2 separate regions of the Mus musculus genome follow, and region 2 is linked to region 1. Evidence: chromatin loops called from intact Hi-C (ENCODE). Cell type or tissue: heart. All regions are shown on one strand. Links, peaks and the distances in the headings refer to the core of each region. The heading gives the core; the rest is flanking DNA.

The links. Peaks named below come from ENCODE experiments on the same cell type or tissue, not always from the same donor. Only the 100,000 strongest peaks of a DNase experiment are listed, where the experiment ranks them.
Region 2: it touches region 1 in a loop (11-fold over the local background); 21 of 42 quality-filtered maps call a loop at or near these places.

What each region holds. Positions count from the first base shown.
Region 1 is chr13:102,676,599-102,681,982 of GRCm38, forward strand. No RefSeq gene overlaps it. Among named protein-coding and RNA genes, the nearest start is that of Gm41046, 13 kb to the left of the region's middle. In heart, for the core only: a CTCF peak has its summit at 2,092 (motif pointing right); a DNase peak (open chromatin) is centred at 2,103.
Region 2 is chr13:103,118,460-103,123,843 of GRCm38, forward strand. The region is part of intron 3 of Mast4 (microtubule associated serine/threonine kinase family member 4); the gene reads right to left. Among named protein-coding and RNA genes, the nearest start is that of Gm30050, 24 kb to the left of the region's middle. In heart, for the core only: a CTCF peak has its summit at 2,619 (motif pointing left); no DNase peak of the experiment used is centred there; H3K4me3 peaks cover 920 bases; H3K27ac peaks cover 1,164 bases.

The DNA.
Region 1 (5,384 bases), core at 149-5,148:
GGATAATCACCAAGAACAGCAGCCTTAGTGGAGTGGATCAACCTGAGCTTAGAGTGCTACAGAGGGCAGAGCTGGAGAAGTGATGCCAGCCCTTAGAAGGAGCCCAAAAGATCAAGTGGAATCCCAGACTCTGAAACAAGAAGCTGTAACACTGAAATTGCCTTGGAGACTCAAGATGTTAAAGATGCCAGAGCCATGGGATACATGCTGAGGAAAGCTGCTAACAGGGAGTGGAACCAATCTAGGAGAAAGCAGTTTGTTGCAGTCAACAAAGATGAAAAAGGAGTGGAGATCTGAAGACTGCTTTGACATCAGCCATGGAGATGCAGAGTTTGGAGTTTGCCCAGCTGGTTTCCTGTCTTTCTTTGGGGATTACAGTTAAGTAATTGGATAAATCTCAGAAGAGACCTTGAACTTTGGACTTTTAACACTGTTGAGACTGCTATAGACTATGAGGACTTTGAAAGTTGGACTAAATGCATTTTGCATTATTCTGTGTTTAAATATGGCCCCCCATACATTCATGTGTTTGAACTAGCCTATGGGGACTAGGGAGTGGAATGTGATGGTTTGTATATTCTTGGACCAGGGAGTGGCACCATTTGGAGGTGTGACCTGGTTGGAATAGGTGTGTCACTGTGGGTGTGGGCTCACCCTAGTTGCTTGGAAGTCAGTCTTCCACTAGCCGCCTTTGGATGAAGATGTAGAACTCTCAGCTCTGCCTGCACCATGCCTGCCGGGATGCTGTCATGCTCCCATCTTGATGATAATCGACTGAACCTCTGAACCTGTAAACCAGCCCCAATTAAATGTTGACCTTAATAAGAGTAGTTTTGGTCAAGTTAGTTGATGCTCATTATACAGGACACAGGAAATACTCAACATATTAAAGTAGGGGTTCATGTGTTTGTTTGCTTTTAAGGGTTTTGGAGAGGTTGTTGGGGAGCCAGGTTATGTCAGCCCACAGTTCATTAAATAATACAGCCCTTCCTGGCAGGGAGGTCCTGGTGTCAGGAGCTTGAGGCAGCTGCTCAAGTTGTATGCAAACTCAGAAAGCAGAGACTGGTGAATCTAATGTGGTTTGAAGTTCTAAAATTTGGGCGCGTTATTTTGTATTTGGAACTTTTTTTTTTTTTTTTTTTTTTGATAGGGAAGGAAGTGACTACTTTCGCATCTGTGAAACATGTTAGTACGGAGATAGTGGAACAAATGGGGAAAAAAAGCCTGTCTTTGCCACCAGGAGTTATCCCACCCCCATCCCCATTTCTGAGGCAAAGAACATTATGCTTGTTTGTTTTTCTAAAGGACAGTGTAATATACACTGATGTCAAGATAAAGCAAGGTAATAAGGCTTATAAAGATTTTTTAATTATGCAAATTTGCTGAAGGGCATTTTTTGCCAGATACACAAAAATTGCATTCAAAGAATCACAACTCTGGACTGGAGAGATGGCTCAGCGGTTAAGTGCACTGACTGCTCTTCTGAAGTTCCTGAGTTCAAATCCCAGCAACCACATGGTGGCTCACAACCACCTGTAATGGAACCCAATGCCCTCTTCTGGTATGTCTGAAGACAACAACAGTGTACTCACATATATAAAATAAATAAACCCTTAAAAAAAAAGTACTACTAGTTCTAGAAAGGACCAGGAACTGGTAGCTAGACAGTCCATCCATTTACCCAACCATAATTGTTGGACGGACTCCTAATACACTATGAGGAAAGGCAGGCCTGTGATGTCACCAGTTTTACTACTAATAGAAGGAAATTTTCAAGCAAACAAAATATTCAGAAGCTGCAATAGAATTTAGCACAGAGGAGAGTAGTGACTTTAACTTCTGCACGGAGTTGTCTCCGGGGCATGGAGGATATTGGGGTATATTCATTGTTCTACAAACACCTTAGGGGTATGGAAAATGATGGTCATCTCTTAGTCTCCAGAAGTTGCTAATACAGCCTTCAAGCCACAAGGACACATCAGCAGTACAGTGCCACACAGGTCCCCAGTAGAGGAATGTCTCCTGGTCCTCAGAGCAAGGCTGAAGTGCCATGATTGTTCTCCTGGTAATCTCCATGTGACATTCAGAAAGTGGCCACTAGGTGGCAGCTGCATGCTGCGAAGAAATAAACCCTACTGTACTTGGTGCTCAGAAGCCAAACTTCAACTAAGTCCTGTGCCTGAACAGAGGATGGAGACAGGTTGGGGTTTACTCTGACCTCAGCCCACAAGCAGGCGAAATGGGGGACTGGGTGTTCTGAGCACCTCTGAAAAGTTGAAAGTTGGATTTTAATTCATTCGTATGAATTAAAGTAATTTAAATACAACAGCAGATGTTCAGCTCGGGTATTTAAAAACCTTTAAATCAACCTGGCTATGAACACAGGAGTCTGACAACCTACTTCCTCAACTGCGAATTCTATTAACAGACAGTTCCATTGAAAATAATGAAGTTAAGCTATGCTGTAAATGGCAAAGTCACCACTGAGGTTGACATAGAAGTGTGTTATAACCACCTCAGTAGCTCTTCTGTCACCTCAGAGTTACCATCTTGACCACATTTGGAAAGATCTACCCTCCCAACAAGCTTGATTCATACTTGTATGAGTTATGCTGATTTTATATTGATTTATGTAACATTTTGATGTTGTTTTGAGATAAAGCATATTAAATTTCACCTTCTTTCCTTTCGCTGCGTGGTTTGGTTTGGGAGGTGTTTTGCCACTTACTGAGAGAAAATTAAATGAAACACAGAGGTAGGAACACACTGGGAGAAGACAGCAGCCCTCTCCAGGCTCCTGCGGAGGCTGTTCCTTTCTCTACCTGCCCCAGGGCCCTCCAGTCCATGTCTCTCCACGGGGATACTTGCCTTCCTACCCAACTCAGGCATTTTCCTGGTGGTTTGGATCCTCTTGGTTCAAAGAAAAGTAGTGATCTTATATTTTCCTTCTCTTCTCTCTCCTCTTACTCCTGCTTCTCTCCAGCTTGGTCCCACGGTGCGTGAAGAAAGGAGCCTTCCTGCCCACTCACCCAGTTGTGTGCCAGTTCTGTAGCTTGTGTGGCAGGTTCTAAATTCTTACAGCAACTCTTACTGTCTACTTCTTTTTTTCCACTCTCTCTTTTCTTTTCTTTTTTCCTTTTTCTTTTTATTGGATATTTTATTTATTTACAGTTCAAATGTTATCCCCTTTCCTGGTTCCCCCTCCGGAAACCCCCTATCCCGTCCCCTCTCCCCCTGCTTCTATGAGGGTGTTCCCCCACCCACGCACCCACTCCCACCTCCCTGACCTGGCATTCCCCTACACTGGGACATCAAGCCTTCACAGGTCCAAGGGCCTCTCCTCTCATTGATGTTTGACAAGGCTAACATATGCAGCTGGAGCCATGGGTCCCTCCATGTCTACTCTTTGGTTGGTGGTTTAGTTCCTGAAGCTCTGTGGGGGGAGGGTCTGGTTGGTTGATATTGTTCTTCCTATGGGTTGCTAACCCCTTCAGCTCCTTCAGTCTTACTGTCTACTTCTTAGGAACCAAAGACAGACAGACAGACAGACAGAGAGGGAGAGAGAGAGAGAGAGAGAGAGAGAGAGAGAGAGAGAAACAAAGAAACAAAGAAAATTTAGAAATACAAATTCTAAAAAGCAAAATGTAGATAATGGAAGTAATAACAGATTTTTTTTTAATAATATTGTTCTCTCTTTTTATATGTTGATGTGGGCAGCAGGTCCTTATGTGTGCCTGAGCAAAATGAGGACTCTCTGAGGGAACAGTGGGGGTTATAAGCAAAAATAGCACAAGAAAAAGCTCTGGGGGTGAAGCCACAAAGGTGAGCAAACCTGACTGCGCTAATGACTGCCCCACCCCCATCCTGTGTCCTTCCACCCCACACCTCACCTCCACTTAGAATGTCCGGCCACTTTCCTTCCTGGATTCATTACTCAAGAATCATAAAGAATTATAAATGACCTAGAATGTTTGCTTCTTGTGCATTAATGATGTTAGATTATTCGTTCTCTCTCTCTCTCTCTCTCTCTCTCTCTCTCTCTCTCTCTCTCTCTCTCTCTCTTGAAAGAGAATACCAAGAGTCTTAGGGATGGGCTGGGTCAGGATGCTGTGCTTATCTGGCATCAGATGGGGTGTGTGATGTGTAGTTAGCCACTGGCTTCAGAAGGCTGAGCATTTGGTATTTGCCTGCTACATATTCGTAGGATATAGTTCCAAAAGTTCCTTTTGGTGGTGGTGGTGGGGGGTGGTGTCATGTTTCTTAACTAGGATAATTGTGTAAAAGCTACAAGCCCTTTTCACTTTAATCAGAGATAAGCATGCTTAGATTTGGGGGAGAAAAAAATTATATATACATATACATACATATATATATATATATATATATATATATATATAGAGAGAGAGAGAGAGAGAGAGAGAGAGAGAGATTGAGTTAGAAGGCAATCATCTTACATGACTGGGAAATGAAGCTTCTAGACTTTGGGAGTTATTTAACAAAATTTCCAGTGCCAGGCCTGAACACCTCCTTATGGGTTATTGATTGAAGGCACCAGAAATCCCCAGAACTATGCAGGTTCTTGTCATTCCTCATGATTGCCTACCAGAACCAGATTATAGGAGACCCTATTGTTGAAGAATATATATATGACATAGAGAAATCAAGCTAGAACTGAGCTAGAAGCTTCCTCTCTGCCAGCTAGCTTTGGTGGTTCCAGAAGATGTTCTGAAAGCTGCTAAGGGAGAGAGCATCGTTGATCTTATCCAGCTGTTAACCCTGTGAGCCATGAGGCCATCCACCAAGCAAACTGTGCCCACTTGTTCAGTAGTGGCATTCTGGGTGTTGGGTACACTAACCAACAGCTCTCTAACTGGAATTGAGGCCAGTTTCACAAGAGGGAATCCAAGCCTGGTACCAAAGACCTGAGGGGAAACCCGTAGCTAAAGAAGTCATAGGTACTGGGAGTGAGTAACTGAATACTGTTTTTAAGCAAAATTGACAAAGCATCAAGCTGCCTTCTAAATGTTGGTCTTTACCTGTAAGCAAAAGCTACTGTTAGCCTTCATCAGAGAAGCCTCATCAGTGAACAATGGTAAAGACTCGGGGTTTCACAGGCACCGAGAGTACATGACAGATGAGACTCACAGCTTCACAAGGTACCAAGAATACATGACAGATGAGTACTGATCCCGGAACAAGACATCTACACTTGCCCTCCGAAGGCTGAGAGAATGTTAAGGAAGAAGAGACAAAAAAGAGTATCGTATCCAGAAAACAGGAAAAGAATTGGGTAATGCCAAGCAAGACACAGCCATTGCAATCCCAAACTCACAGCAGCTGGGGATGCATCCACTAGATTTACACAAGGATTAGCCAGTCAGCCA
Region 2 (5,384 bases), core at 177-5,176, 440 kb after region 1:
TGGAGCTGACCTGAAAGCCTCTTTACTGTGGTATAGCCTTCGTGGGTCCAAAACATACTATGCGAACTGCCAAAGGAAGGAAGCAATGAGACAGTCCTACCCTGCTGTAACAGCCATGAACCACGACAATTACTATTACGGCAAGCGATGCATAAAGATTCAGTAAGCGGCACCCACATTAGTGGATTAACAGCACCAGCAACTGTCTAATTGGACTTAAGGCCCATTTAACAGGAGGGAAAGCCTGCCTGGTATTAGAAACTTAACCAGTTTCCTAGGGCTAGTAAGGTCATGGACTTTAGAAAAGAATCTACTACTGCCACATTGCTAAACCAGAATCATTCCTTTCTACAACTAAACATTAACTTTGCACCCACAGATAAGTGTACTACCACCCGTCAATGGAGAATCTTCTCTTTAGAGCAGATGGAGACCATCACAGGAAACCACAATTGGATACAATGCAAAGATCAGACGGTTGTAGGGAGCCTAGCCCAAACAGATCTACAACACAGCTGCATCTATGGCTTAGGGAGCATCGTAGAGGGGAGAGTGGGGGTAAAGAAGGTTTCAGGAGCCAAAATACCAGAAAGTCTGCTGTGAAATAATCTCTCAGAGATAGCTAACTACGGGGCTGGAGAGATGGCTCAGAAGTTAAAGAGTGCTGGCTGAGTTCAGCGTTCAATTCCTATCAACCACATGGTGGCTCATGACTATCTATAATCGGACGTGACGCCCCCTTCTGGCATCTTGGTGTCTATGAAGAAAGAGCACTCAAACATACAGACTCCTTTTTGGAAAAAAAAAAAAAAAAAAGAAACAGCTGCATAAACAAGCCAGACTGGAACAGTAATATCAGTGGACATGTTAATGTGGGAATGGGGAAGTTTCATGGGATTCCACTCCTAAACCCCTAACCAAAGTGTAACAGACAACTACCGACTGCTGGAAGAAGCTTCTACCAGGAACGAGCCCCTTAACTGGTTGTCCAATGCAGAGTAGTCAGCCTTAATATCACATAGACACAAACATCAAAAGTAGATTCAGAAGGTCCCATTAACACACACACACACACACACACACACACACACACACATTTGTGCATACAAATATAACAAAACAGAGGCTATCAGAGAGTAGGGGGTATGGGAAGGCTCAAGGGAGGGTAACTTGGAGGGGCAAGATGAAAGAAAGGAAGGGAAAATTTAATTCATTTTCAATTAAAATATATATATATATGTGTGTGTGTGTGTGTGTGTACACATATGCACATGTAAAATAAAACAACAAAAGAAGTGCTTCTCAGAATTCAGAGTGTAGCTCATTTCTTTTGCTTGGGTTTCAGTTCCACAGCAGAGGAATCTAGAATAGTGGCGCCCACAGAGCCACTCGGCGTTTAAGTCAAGAGGACACCATCCGCCAGCACGCACGGGCTAAGGCACAGGAAGCGGTTGCTTATACTATGAGATGCATGTTAGTGGGGCAGTGTGGGACATCCACTGAAGAGCAGAGGGCTGAGCTGTGAGTGAGAGCCCAGCATGTTCCCAGGCATAGCCTGGATCTCAAAGCGTGGCTTCAAGGATGTGTTGTTTCATGGGGAAGCGGCCATGCTAAACAAATAAAGGGGCTACAGATATAGCCCAGTGGTGAGGCTTGCAGGACAAGCTGGCAGCCCTGAGCTCGATATTCTGTACTATGGAATGGATATGTAAGTGAGAGAAAGGAAGGAAGGAATAAACATGTGACATCTCCATCAAATGTTGCAACATAATAAATAAACTACTGGAAAAGAGCCAAATCTTCTGACACATTTGATTTACTTAATTTTATTTTGAGACAGGTTCTTAGGTTTCCCTCTCAGATGCCCATGTAGTGAAGATGGCCTTAAACTTCTGATTCTCCTGCCTCTAGCTTCCCTGTACTACTATGACTCCAGGCACACATCCCCCACATCTTTCTGAGCCAAAAATATATTTGATTATTTGATTCATGGCTACAGATGCTTGATATCATTTTATGCTTTTATTAATGTGTATTAATTAGGCTTACTAATGAATTTCATTATGGCATTTTCATACATCCATGTAGCATACTTTGACCACACACACACACACACACACACACACACACACACTCACTCCCACATACATGCATGCATAACCTCCCATCAACTTTAAGTTGAAATACTCAAGAAATAAACAGCTGCATACTCCACAGGGCCCAAGTAGCCCACACTGGATGTGGCCCAGGAACAGACCAGGCTACTACTGTATCTATCACCCCAGGAGGCAGCCCTGCACACAAGGGCTAGCGAGCGGCCCCTTGGAAATCACTAGCCCCAACCCTCAGGCTGTTACACTTTAAAGCAAGGCTTTTCCCATTAAAGCTCCTCTGGACTGAAGACAACAAAAAGAGATTCCCTGCCTCTGGCTTGGCGAACAGTGACAGGGGCACCAGGGAGAGGGTGGATTTCCCCTTGGTGATTGTCTGCCCGGGACTTAAGATGTACACGGAAACAAAGGAAAGGGCAAGGGAGATGTGTGTGGTGGAGACCCAGCGCGACAGTCAACCCTGTTTTCCCTATGTTGCCTCTAGGCAGAGTGAGGTAGATGCTGCCATCTAGAGATGTCTAGGGATATGGCTTTGATAGCAGTGTGGCTCACAAGGGAAAGGCAGGTAGATGGGGGTGGACGTGGAAGACCTCAGCCTGAGGATGACATTCTTTCAAGATGATTCTGTCCCCGCTTAAAGAAATAGCAAGAAGTCCACAGCTCCCACGAGTGCACGAATGTAAATTCCCCTGGAAGAGAAAACCGGGGGATGAAGAATTAGAGAGGCAAGAAATCAAAGAGATGAGATTTGTTTTGTTTTGTTGTAATGAGGGAAAGAAGAGGGTGGGTAGCTGTGATGAGACGTGTCACCAGGGACCGAAGGATTAGCACCTCTGGAAACCACCGGACTTCCAGAGTTATGAACTACAGACAGGGGGAATGAGGTTAGAGAGAAAGCCAACGGGGAAGAATTAAAATCAGATAGGCAAGAAAACAAGCCAATATAAAACCCAGCCGAAGAGCGGCATCCTGGGGAAAACAAGACATGTGAGTAATGAAAAAGTATGTATTTGCTATCACAGGGTACCAAAGCTCACAGAAAGATAAAGGAATTCCTGTATGTATAGAAAGGAGGCTAACAGCAACTGTATAGCTATACCATTTTCAGCTTTGTGTTTAAATAAAATTCTCAAAACCTTCTATTAGAACTTACCATATTGTAACAGGAAATAGCTAGATTTTTAGAAATGCAAAATGATATAGTTATTTAACCCAGGATTTCCCAAATGACAAACTTGATCTAACATGCTGAGATGGGAAACTAAAGCGAGTTCTACCTGATCAAAGATTTGCTCTGATAACAGGTTCCCAATCTGTCGCTCTTAATGAGGAGCGTTCTGTGTTGATGGGGATCAGACTGTGGTCATAATCCCAGTGCCAGCTTGTGCCACCTGTCAGCCGCGTGGGACAGGTGACGAGCCTCCCGCTGTAGTGGGGACGAGAGCCATGAGCAACTTCAGCTGCATCTACTTAATTTCCTATCAGATGCAGATTGGTTTAAAATGCCAGATAAGTGGGGACCATTCAGTGACAGCCAAGCCCCTCCCCGTTCTCACGGGATGAGAAATCCAAGGGTTGTCAACATGATGGATGAGGGGAATTACTCCTGGTGGCTGTCAGTGCCCATCCCCCTTGGAGCCAGCCTTCTCATCAGCACTATGGCCCAGAGATGTTTTGAACGAGTCAGGACAGAGGTGGTTTGGGAGAACAGCTCGTCTGGCCCCACAAGGTGGAGCACGCCTACCCTCTGCACATCTGTCGGTTGTTTCACAAGATACTGTATGCAAGTTACGTTTCCACAGAGTTTCCATCCGTAGAGGGAGCATGACACTTGGTAGCATTTACAAGTTCCTAACTACAAACTGCAAGGTAGCCTAATCTCTCCCTTCAGCAGAGCACAGCAAAGTCAGTCCCTACCCACCCACCCCTGCGATGGACGATTCCTGGAAATAGCCTCAGTCTTTCGAGACAAGCTCCTTTATTAGCCAGTCTCTCAGCCTGCTGTCATCAGCAATCAGTGGGCACCACCCAGGGAGTAACAAGTCACAAACACCATGAGGACCAGTTACACCCCCTGCCTCAGCACAACACACAGCTTAGGAGGTAAACTGAAAATACAGGTCCCCTCCCATTGATCCAAGGACCCTGGATCACGAATTAGCTGCTGTTCAGCAAGGGGTGTTTTTTCCTCACAGACTTTCAAAGGCGGTGATGACGAAAAAGGTTTAAAAGTGAGGGAAGGTCTTTACAATGGAACCGGAAAAAAATTCAACTCTAGAATGTTTTAATCCTAGGTTCCCCTACCAACTATACTAGATGGCACACATGGCAGGAGTTGGGTGATGTGGTTTAAATACAGGAAGAGATCCAAATCAAAGGAACGACAGTCAAGACACACACCTTTTATATAACTGGGGATTTTAGTATAGACTAAAAGTGGTATTAGAGATCACGGAGGAAAAGAGCTATTAAATAATTATGCTGGAGTAATTGACTGACTACTTGGAGGAAGTGTAAAAATTTCTTTATTCCTTTAAAGGTACATAAGTCCCTAAACACTAAAAACCAGCCAGACAGATTTTTTTTTTTTAATTTCTAAGAATCAAGAAAGAATTTTGAAAATCCATTTTAACTTTCACATCAAGCCAGAGGTCATTGGAAATGAATAGAAAAAAAAAAAAAAAAACCGAAGAAAGCAAGCAAAAAGGTTACAGAAAAGATAGCAGGTAACATTAAGAACAGAAAAGGAACCCAGCCTCCTGGTGGTGCGTGCTGTTAATCCCAGCACTGTGGAGGCAGAAGCAGACAGATCTCTGTGAGTTGGAGACCAGCCTGTCTACTCATCAAATTTCAGGGTAGCCAGGGCTTAATACCCTGACTCAAACAAAACATAACAAAGACTGAAAACAGCCTCAAAATATAAGATACTGTTCAGAATACAGATTTGAAAATAAACTATTAAATACCTCACAGAATCACAAAATACTAAACTTAATCAAGAAAAGAAGTTGAAATCCAGTCTTATTATTTAAAATGTGGGTTTTAAAAGTTCCCTGAGAAATAAAATACTAAATTTGACAACTCTGGACAACATTCAGAGAACAAGAAGAAGGTGAGTCTATTCTTAACATAAACTTTACCAAACATAAAAATAAGGGAACTTACCCCGTGGAAGATAAAATTATTGTTCATAAATACCCACGCCCCCTCCATCCATCCTCTACGGATGTTTGACTGTAGGGCCTGCTTTGGCCACTTGGCCACTAGGCAAAG